2 separate regions of the Homo sapiens genome follow, and region 2 is linked to region 1. A link is a loop called in an ENCODE intact Hi-C map of the cell type or tissue named here. Cell type or tissue: Calu3. All regions are shown on one strand. Links, peaks and the distances in the headings refer to the core of each region. The heading gives the core; the rest is flanking DNA.

The links. Peaks named below come from ENCODE experiments on the same cell type or tissue, not always from the same donor. Only the 100,000 strongest peaks of a DNase experiment are listed, where the experiment ranks them.
Region 2: a loop joins it to region 1, with 11 times the contacts of the local background. A loop is called at or near these places in 7 of 110 quality-filtered maps.

The regions. Positions count from the first base shown.
Region 1 is chr2:163,152,202-163,158,555 of GRCh38, reverse strand. It overlaps the pseudogene RPL7P61. Among named protein-coding and RNA genes, the nearest start is that of KCNH7, 320 kb to the right of the region's middle. In Calu3, for the core only: no CTCF peak of the experiment used is centred there; a DNase peak (open chromatin) is centred at 3,125.
Region 2 is chr2:164,427,751-164,432,750 of GRCh38, reverse strand. No RefSeq gene overlaps it. Among named protein-coding and RNA genes, the nearest start is that of GRB14, 190 kb to the left of the region's middle. In Calu3, for the core only: a CTCF peak has its summit at 2,406 (motif pointing right); a DNase peak (open chromatin) is centred at 2,370.

The DNA.
Region 1 (6,354 bases), core at 586-5,585:
TTGTACAGCTAAACAATGGGTTTGTGTTTTAACCTAAGCATTCCTATAAGGGTTGAAATGTTTTTTAAAAAGATAAAAAATTTACAGACCAAAAAAGTTACAGTAAACTAAGTTTAACTTACTAAAGAAATAATTTTTAAAATAAATTTAGTGTAGCCTAATATAAATGTAGTGTTTATAAAGTCTATAGTAGTGTATACTAATATCCTGTTTCTTCACATTCACTCACCATGACTCACTGACTCATCCAGAGCAACTTCCAGTTCTTTCAGCTCCATTCATAATAAGTACCTTATATAGATATACCACTTTTTATCTTTTATGCAATATTTTCACTGTACTTTTTCTATGTTTAGTTACACAAATGCTGTTGTGTTAAATGGCCTAATCATTATAGTAACCTGCTTTACAGATTTGTAGCCTAGGTATAATAGGCTATATCACACAGCCTAGGTATGTGGTAGACTATAACATCTAGGTTTATATAAGAATACTTTTATGGTATTTGCATGATGATAAAATTGTATGCACTTCCAAGAATGTATTCACATCATTAAGCAATGCATGTTTGCAGTTGCTTCAGACATTTCTTCTGTTTCTTTCTCTTTTTCTTCTTTTTTTGGTATTCCCACTTTGTGCATGTTACGCCTTTTGTTGCCCCACAGTTTGGATATTTCTGTTCCGATTTTTTCATTCTTTTCTCTCTCTCTCTCTCTTTTTTTTTTTTTTTTTTTTCAGTTTTCGGAGTTCTGTTGATATATCCTCAAACCCAGAGATTCTTTTCTCAGTCATGGCCGGTCTACTAATGAACCCATCAAAAGCATTCTTCTTTCTGTTACAATGTTTTTGACCTCTTGCATTTCTTTTTATTCTTTCTTAGAGTTTTCATTCCTGTTTATATTACTCAACTGTTCTTGCAGGTTGTCTACTTATTCCATGAGATCCTTTAGCATATTAGTCACAGTTGTTTTATAACTATGGTCTGATAATTCCAACCTCTCTGCCATAGCTAGGTCTGATTCTGACGGTTGCTCTGCCTTGCTTCAAACTGTGGTTTTTGCCTTTGAGTATGCCTTGTAATTTTTTGTCAAAAGGTAGACAGGATGTATTGGGTAAAAGTAACCCTGGTGAACAGACCTTTAGTGATGTACTGGTAAGGTGTGCAGGGAGGGGAAGCATTTTTTGAGTCTGTCTTTTGGCAAGCCTGTGCCCCTTGGCCACGCATTTCACAAGCGCTCTTAGCTTGTTTTGGTAGCACAGGATTGCTACAGGGGGGCTGGAGTTGGATATTTCTCTTTCACCATGTTAGTTAGCCACAATGTTTGGGCTCTGATAAAATAGTTTCTCCTGAGGCCAGGCCTTATTAAGGAGAACTGAATGCTCTGAGGTGTTTCGAAGTGGTTGTTTTCCCCTTCTCCTTCTAGAAGCCCGAGAGGGTTTTGCTCTGATCTTCACAGTGAGACCTGGTAGAGTTAAAACTCATAAAAGTATGACCTCCCCCACTGTACTAGTCTGTTCTCACATAGCTATAAAGAACTACCTGAGACTGGGTAATTTATGAAGAAAAGAGGTTTAATTGGCTCACTTTTCCACAGGCTATACAGGAAGCATGGCTGCAGAGGCCTCAGGAAACACAATTATGGCAGAAGGCAAAGGAGAAGCAGGCTTGTCTTCACAGGGCCAGAGCAGAAGGAAGATGAGAGATGGGGGGAGGTGAGACACACTTTTAAACTATGAGATCTCATAATAGATAACTCACTCACTATCACAAGAATAGCACCAAATGGGAAATTAGCCCCCATGATCCAATCACTTCCCACCAGGCCCCACCTACAACTTTGGAGATTACCATTTGACATGAGATTTGGGCGGGGACACAGACCCAAACCATATCACCCACCTTCCCATGACCGGGTCCTTCTGGAGCACTTATCTCTCAGGCTCTCTACTTCAGGCTTCCAAAGCAACTTACCAATTACAGTTCAGGTTTTCCTACCCCAGTACTTGTTCTAGGGGAGGATTCTGCTTATGGCCATTAAGTTGTGATTTTCTCTTTGTACTTATCTTGCTAATTTTGGAGGGTAGTAGTTTGTTCTGTAATCAAACTTCTCTGATGGATCTAAAATGAGTTGTTGATTTCTTTAGTCTGTTCAGCTTTTTATATGTTAGGATGCAGTAATGACTTGTAAGCTCCTTATGCACCAGAACAGAACCTGGAAATTCTAAATCTATAAGCTTTATTTTTTTTTCTTACATCTGACTTTGTAATAGAATTTAACTAGTCTCTTGAAATTAGTTGGATATTCCATCATCCTTTTTTGCATCTTCTGTTTGCTGGAACAAGTTTATAAAGAGTGATAAGTAGTAAGTATGCGTTCCTTAAATGTTTGGTAAAAAGTACCTGCAAAATAGTCAGGGTCTGGGGTCTTACGCAATTTTTAAATATTGTTCCAGGTTATATTTCCATATAACTTAATTAAATTATTTGAGATTTTTTTGTTTTTTGTGTGCTCAGCCATCATAAATCATTTTTAGTACCATACAGACACACACACACAGACACACTCACACAAAACCTCTGGGGCTTTGCACTTGTTTTTTCTCTTTTTGGAGTACTCTTCTTTTCATATATTTTGCCAGCTAACTCTTACTATTCATTAATTTTCTTTGATACTTTGCCTGCAATCAATAGCTTCTACCAGATGGTAGTGGTCATATATTATAGAGAACCATGCCTTGCAGAAAGCCTTGACCTCAGTCAGATCAGATTTGTATGCTATATAGAATCCTTCTCTTTTCTCAAGGCTCTTATCACACAATATTGTCATTCCCTGTAGACTCATCAGTATGTTCCACTAGTTCATAATCTCCTTGAAGGCAAGAGTTGTATCACCTCTTGATTCCTAATAGATTGACATATTAAGTCCTTAAAGTATTTGTAAAATAAAACATTCTGTACAACTAACTAGGTTACGGTGTTAAAGGGCAAGTGGTTGTTTTCTCCATACCTTTGCTTGATATTGACATTTGTGAAATTTTAATTGTTCAGTGTACACTTTAAGCAGATAACCACTACCATCTGGTGGCAATTACATGAATTACAGTCAATAACCTCAGAGTATATTTCAAGCAGGTAGTTCTCACTTCGGGGAATGGGAAACCAGACCAGCGGAGAGGTGGGTGACAAATGTGTTTCTCAAGTACTTAAAAGGTCAAAGTTAGCTCACTATTTTCAAAACATTATGGGCATATTCAGTGATAACTCCATAATCACATATTTTATTTGCAAGCACATGGTTCAAATATTCTTTAAAGATATTTTATTAAATAGACATTTATTTTGTTGTATTTTTCAACTGTATTGACTTTTTATCATTATGAAATCTCTTTTTTAATCTCTAGTTATTCTCCTTAAGTTTTACTTTAATATTAATAGAGCTACACTACTTTCTTTCAATTATTTTTTACATGGTATATCTTTTTCTATCAATCATTTTACTTTGAACTGATCTGTATCCTTATATTTGTAGTTTGTGACTATCCCTCTACCTGCTTCACTGGCTCCGTCTTATGTGTCAGGCAGTCTTCTAGAAGTGGTCATACTTATCTTCTCTAAGGCCATTCAAGACTGTTACTTTGCAATGCCAATGGGCCTCCAGTAGATACCTCTTGTCTTCATCAATGGGTGACATCATGCTCTCCTAGTTTAATACTAAGCTGTGACACTCAAGGATGTATATACCTTGGGCAAATGGGATGCTCTTTTTGTTCTGCATGTGGACTCTTGCTTATCCTCCCTGCTTGTGGCCGTGTGGGAAAGGTAACAGCATGGTCAGCATTGAGAGACATCAAATTCTAGGAATGCAGTGACTATAATCTACTGTATCATGAGGACTATGTAGGTGGAAGATGTGTAGTTTATGCTATAAAATTCCAATAGGACACTTAACATGACTAGAAAATAATTGTTCATATTTTCCTGAATACTCTGGGAAATTGTCAGTAATGCTTAGCTATAATTTTTAGAGAGCCACTGAATACTAGCATTCATTTGCAGCATAATGAATGATGTACCATCATAAGTAGTAATGTGACCAGCATTAAGTCAATGGTATTAAGATTTTGCAGAGGCAAGATACTGTTTTAATACAAACAGATTCTAAAAAGCCACAACATTGTGGTTAATAACAATAATGTCCTCTATTTTCTGAAGGTGGAAAATATGAAATTAGCCTGTATGGTCATTTGACAACTCACACAAAATAATTCATGAACCTGAATAGAAGGAGATGGTGTTTGGATACCATAAAAAATAATTGTATGCACTAACTGGAAAATAAATAAATTGATAAGTGCCTAATTTCTGTCCACTATTAAAAACCATCTTTATGATAAGTCTCTATGCCTAATATAAACCCATGAGTATTATAAGGCATTTTAAAATCATGTTGCAGATATAGAAAGGACCCTGTATCAAATATTTGCCTGATGTCCTGCTGACCGTAGAGGTGGCCCTGTTTCTAGGCATCTCTAATTAGATAGCAGGGAATTGTTTAGAAGAAGGATTATAGAGGGGAAATATACCTAATTAATCAAGATATAATTAAATGGAATACATTGGAAATTGTCCTGAGAGTGAGAGCTGTGATGTATACACACACTGATGATCCATAAATTAAAGGGAAGTACAAATTAGAACTTTAGCAAAGGGATAGCTTGAACACAGACCTCTGGTTTCCAGATCTTTTGAGTTTTCTTTCTAGGGTGATGCAATATAACATTCCAGAAAAGGCAAAACTATGAGGATGAAAAATGATCCATAAATTATAGTGCCAATCTACCATATCCAAAAAAATACTCTGGATTAAAAGAAAACTGAAACAGAACAGAGATTTCAAAGTAGATGGTGACCAAAAGAAGATACAAATTTTATAAGCCTTCAATTAGTCTATCTACCTGACTACCTATCCATCTAAAATAACTAAACTTTTGAAATAAACTTTAAGAATTTTTTAGATATTCGAGTCAATATTAAAAAAATATATATTGATAGAAGCCTGAAATAAAAATTTTACATTGTCTCAACAAAACACAACATGGTTGGTTAATGTGAGTGTTGAAATTGATATAATTCATATTAGATAGTATTAAAATGATAAAAAGGAATCAGATCTCTTTTTTGTTAATGTGGAGGAAACAGAGGATATGTTTTAAAATAAGAAAAGCACCCTGTTTTATGGCTGAAACCATGGAGGGTGTCAAAGAGAAGGAGGAGGTTCCTGCTGTGCCAGAAACCCTTAAGAAAAAGCAATGGGATTTCGTAGAGCTGAAGATCAAGCACCTGAGAAAGAATTTTGCCCAAAAGATGCTTCAAAAGGCAAGGAGGAAGCTTATTTGTGAAAAAAGAGAAGCACTATTACAAGGAATATAGACAGATGTACAGCACAGAAATTCGATAGGTAGGATGGCAAGAAAAGGTGGCAACTTCTCGGCCGGGCACAGTGGCTCACACCTGTAATCCCAGCACTTTGGGAGGCCGAGGCGGGCGGATCACGAGGTCAGGAGATCGAGACCATCCTGGCAAACACGGTGAAAGCCCGTCTCTACTAAAAATACAAAAAATTAGCCGGGCGTGGTGGCAGGCGCCTCTAGTCCCAAATACTCGGGAGGCTGAGGCAGGAGAATGGCGTGAACCTGGGAGGCGGAGCTTGCAGTGAGCCGAGATCGCGCCACTGCACTCCAGCCTGGGCAACAGAGCGAGACTCCGTCTAAAAAAAAAAAAAAAAAAAAAGGTGGCAACTTCTATGTACCTGCATGCAGAACCCAAAACGATGTTTGTCATCAGGATCGGAGGTATCAGTGATGTGAGCCCAAAGATCCGAAAGGTGTTGCAGCTTCTTCACCTTCATCAAATCTTCAGTGGAACCTTTATGAAGCTCAACAAGGCTTCGTTTAACATTCTGAGGATTGTAGGACCATATATTACATGGGGGTACCCAAATCTGAAGTCAGTAAATGAACTTATCTACAAGGATGGTTATTGCAAAATCAATAAGAAGCAAATTGCTTTGACAGGTAACACTGATTGCTCGATCTCTTGGCATCATCTTCATGGAGGATCTGATTCATGAGATCTATACTGTTGGAAAATGCTTTAAGAAGCAGACAACTTCCTGTGGCCCTTCAAATTATCCTCTCCATGAGGTGGAATGAAAAAAAAAAAAAAGACAGCTTATTTAGTAGAAAGTGATGATCCTGGCAACAGGGAGGAACAGATCAACAGGCTTATCAGAAGAATGAACTAAGGTGTCTACCACGATTATTTTTCTAATCTGGTGAGTTAATAAAACAGTA
Region 2 (5,000 bases), core at 1-5,000, 1.3 Mb before region 1:
GACAGTGGTAAAGACTTTAGTGTCAGAGAGTGTTGCATCACCAATAGTTACATCAATTTGATTCGTGTCCAGATTTCAAAAATGTTACCTTGTCAAACCATAACCTTTTCCAAGTCTTTCATTTGTCATTGTTTTGTAGATTATATCATTTATTTTACATTACCTGTATCAGAAAGCATGGATCATGGATTATAAGATTTTTTTATTATATGTTGGTTGTTTTTGTTTTTAAAATAAAATTAATACTGTAGGCATTTGTGTTCAAAAGGGACTAATCAAATATTTTGGAAGGAAGTTTGATTTCATGTAACAAACATTACTGTAACTTCACCTAAGGAGACCTTTGGTTCCTTTTTGCTTAAAAATATATTTCAGAACCATTAGGAGAACATTTTAAATAAATTGAGTAAATATACTGAACTTTTCAAGGTATCTAATACACTAAAATCCTGTGGAGAGAAGCTGGCTGCTTGACTTTAAGGTAAGTCCTAGGAATTTGCCCAGTGGCATGGTGACAAACCCCTACTCTTATGAAAATTGCTATGAGATCTTTAATGTCCACACAGAAGAGGAAGGATTTGAGGTTTTGTGGTCTCATTTGAAAGACCCCTACGTAGTAAACTGCATGGAACTCAATTTATCTACCTCAGAAAGAAGAGAAGTCTTTGTAGCTCCTGTACCTATAAATCTAAGAAATTCTGTGAATATATGCCTTCATATTCATGCAGCACCAATTCCCTTCTTAAAAATAATAAAAATAACAAGGTCTATGATCATCACGTTCATATAGATAAAAATCTATTAACTTTTCATCGTTATCACAGTTCTCCTATCAAAGTGTAGGCATTCGTGGGGCAAGCTCACCTCCCCTGGTAGCCGTGCAGAGGTAGATGAAGATCTTTTACATACTTCTTTGTTGGTTTGCCTTTTATAGTGTATGTGCTTGATTTAGGAACTGCTGATGGTAAAAAGGTAATTTAAGAAGACTATAAATATTTGCACAGATATGCGAACCCAGCTTGTAAGACATCCGGCTAACAGGTTTTCCCATATTCTGAGCAAAGTGAGTGATAGGAAAAAAAAGTAACTTCTAGAAAATGTTGACCACGTTTAATTCAGAGCTTGATCTGATTCTATGTGAGGTAACACATACTTTAATGCCCAATCTGGAGACTTACCTATGAGGTATTGTGCACGTGTTAGCTTTATTTTCTTTCCAAACATTCTATTTGTCACTAGAAAGATACATAAGAAATAATCTAACAGAGTTTGCTGAAACATCTCAGAATGTAAATGTATAAACTGTTTCTCCATAAGAAATGTGGGTGTAAAAGAGGAAAACACTATCATGTATATTTTGATAAAATTATAGCAATTTTGTGGGTTGGGAATTTCTCTGGAATTCGGTGCCTCTAGCAATTTTGTCTTCAGTCTTTCCTTATTGTGTGCTTAAGCACAAACTATGTTGGTTTGGCAGTTTTGATGTACTTAAAGCCTGAGATTTTTGTTTTTTAGGTCAGGTTAACTAAGTAGTTTGTTTCTATAAATGCCATTTATGATTGCATTACTATAAATCCATAATTTTGAATTCCTCTACTACATCTTTAGTACACCAACCTGGAAAGATGTATCTGTGATTTAAAATTGAATACACACGTCTTTCCTGTATTTGTTATTTACAACCATGAAATTCTATTTCAAAATATAAACAAAACCAGTGTTTTACAGATACTCTTTCATTTTTTCAGCAGGCCCATTGTACGCAGGTTTATTATGTGATTTATTTGTGAGATGAAGGGAGTTAAAACTGAGAGCAAACAAAAGTGATCATTTAATCATTTGATGGGGTCTTTTTTGCTCACCTTTACAACTGGTATTGATTAAAACAAATAAGATTAATTAAAAATTTGAATTCAGAGATAAAGTTTTTTTTTTTTTCTTTTTCACTGTTACTGGAAACAATGTAAATTCAATCTTTCATTGTACATTATGGCTTTGGGTGTGAAGTAACCTTTTTCTTTAAGGTGTTGTCATTAGTTAAGTTTTTCTCAGTTATCCCAGCAATTTATACAATTAACACATCTCCTGAAATATCCATAAAATTTGACAATGTATTACTGAAGCAATACTCTAATAAAGTTAATGCACTATTATAACTTAAAGAAAATCTTAGATCATTTTAAATTTCTTCAGTATGCTTGATCACAGAATAATATTAAAACATTTTTAAGTTTAAGAGCACATTTAGGTCACTTTTGATGACAGATATACTTTTTAAAGGTTCTTAATATTGGCCTATAAAGCAAGTGTCAATGAGCTTGAGCTGCATACAAATGACTTTTCTGCCTTCCACAGGGTTCTTCAAAGCTGTGGGCACTAGAGGGTGCTCTTGGAACTAATACTAACAATGAGTGGCCTAAACTTGTTCTTTCAAATCAATACTATCAAGATCCAAAAATGTTTCGAATGAAATACTATATCATTATTAGTTTTTAACACTGGGCTCTGTGATTGTCATCAGCCCAACTTCCAAAACAAATCACAAAAACAGCAATTAAAGCCAAGAACTCCGTAGCGTGACAATTATTTGTTGTTAAAATCAAGATTCTTCTCCTACTCTTTTAAGTATTCTCCCACTTTTTATTCAGGATGTATACATTTTTATAAATGACAAGGAAAACGGGCTTGTCAGGCAATTAACATTTTATTTGGAATTTAAATGCGCAGAGTCAGAAAAGGTTGTTTCTTAAAGGAAATGTATCAAGAGTCTGCAGTCCAACTTTTCTCATGGTATTTGTGAGGTATTGTGGGCATCCAGGGATGCTTGCACATGAGGATACAGCATCCTTATAAATGTTGTTTTATATGAAATTGTAGAATCATCACCCCCGTCCACCCCCTGCAGTTATTTATAAAGGCGTCATTGGTAGTTGCCTTTCTTAGACCTTCCCTGCAGGCATGATCAGACTCAAGCAGGCAGCTATTTCTCTTTAATTTTCCACAGCAAGCCAGTAATGCTTATGATTATTGTGAAGTCAGGAGAAGTTTAGTTTCATTAAGTGACATGTAGTGATACAATTAGTTACTTAAGCACTTCTCATAAAATGTTCCACCATGGAACCTAGGTTGTCGGATGCAGCTAAATATTAGCATCTCATATTAAACACAAGAGTAAAGCTGCCCTGTGGAAAGCACAGCTGACAGCTCTCAACATGAGCTGAATGATCATTCTCAATTGTAATCGATTCTGTAAGTACTGAACACAAACCCCCAGGCAATTGAAGAAAATAGGATGATGAAGGACTGCAAACTAATATGTTACACATCTTCATTGATTAGACATTGATTAACCATTATTTTCCTGAATGACAAACAGCTAGTGGTAAAGTAACTGAGGCTTGTGATTTATTTACATCTTAGACAGGGATGACTTCTTTATTCAGCTGATTGTGAGCTAATGCTAAACCAGGAGATAGCGATAGCTAGAGAATCCAGGCTGCTGTTTTCTTTTTCTTTCTTTTTTTAAAAAGAAATCTTCTTGGGCAGCCTTTCTAGATTTCTGGAATGTTTCTATTAGAAACAAATTTAAGTAGATTTTAAAATGATCAGCCAAATTCCAAAATACAGAACATGTACCTGTGGTATAACTACATTTAAAGGGAAGATCATTTTATAGACTTGGTATTTACAAGCATATTGATCAGTGTTTATTGAACTTTTAATTTAATTCTCTCTTCTTTTCAGTGCCTTATTGGCAATTACTCACATTTTTGGAATGAGCCAAATGAGAGTTTCTATGTGTCAGTTACTTATTTTTCTTCTGTGAAGCATATTACTTTAGAACTATGAATCTATTTAAATGTGATACATGTAAGGAAGCAAATATTTTACACTTTAATTTTTGGTTCACATAAAACTTGAATATTATGGACAATCTTAGATTTATGTAGCAAAGTCTTGCAGCAGTGTCATAATACTTAAAGCTATTTCAAAAGATTGCAAACAGTATGCCCAATGGAAAAAGTTTACTCGTGAATTTTCAGGCGATCTTTTTTTCTATTATAATGAAGGAAAGAGAAAGATACTCAATGAAATGAACTGGATTAGCACTAAGTAGAAACTAAATAATAATGAGACTAGCTTTTTTTCTCTTTCTGAAGTACTCCGCATTTTTAAGGTTTGTGGAAAACATTATTTATAAGCAGAAATAATTAAGATGTTCTGGCATTCTTCATTATAATGGTCATGATAAAGACTTTTGATGTTCAAGAAAGCGTAATTTGCTTCTCCATTGGAATTTGATTGTAAATTAGCACTAATTAATGTTCACTTAAGTGTTACAGATGTGTGCTATATGTAGTTAGTTACCAAAGGGGTAACTGTAGAAAATTTATTCTGTAAAAGTATATTAATTTAGAGTAATGATTAGAATGTCATTTAAAAAATAAGAGAAATTCATTACCATTTCCAGTGTTACAAGCCAATTTTAGCATTTATACAACTTAGGAAAAAAATTAGTAAACCATATCATTTAAATTAATATAGAGATGCATTAAACACCACCCTATTAGTTCTTCAATTATTAGACATGTAATTGTAAAATTTCATTGTATTTTGCCCTTTAATGTAATTCTAACTCTAGGTTAATAAATCAGATCTGTTATTTATGGACATTGCCAACTTTATCATAATAAATATGAGTATGCTTTTCCCCAAGCAATTTTTGTTAGTCTCTTCTAAGAAACTGGACATTTGTGTACATGTATATTAACTGAAATCTTCCAGCTAAAGATTTGTCATACGGTTTTAGGATTTAAACAATGGGGTAGAGAGAAAAATGTGTGAAGTTTAATTCTACATTTTTAATTTTGAAAATTGGAAAGCTAGTTTAGTTGTTAAAGAAACCCAGCTTTACTTTAAGGGAAACAGACTTGTTAAGTTTTAAAAGAGGAAGAATACCTAGTTGGGACAACATGTGGTGCTCTGACTTTTACAAAGGG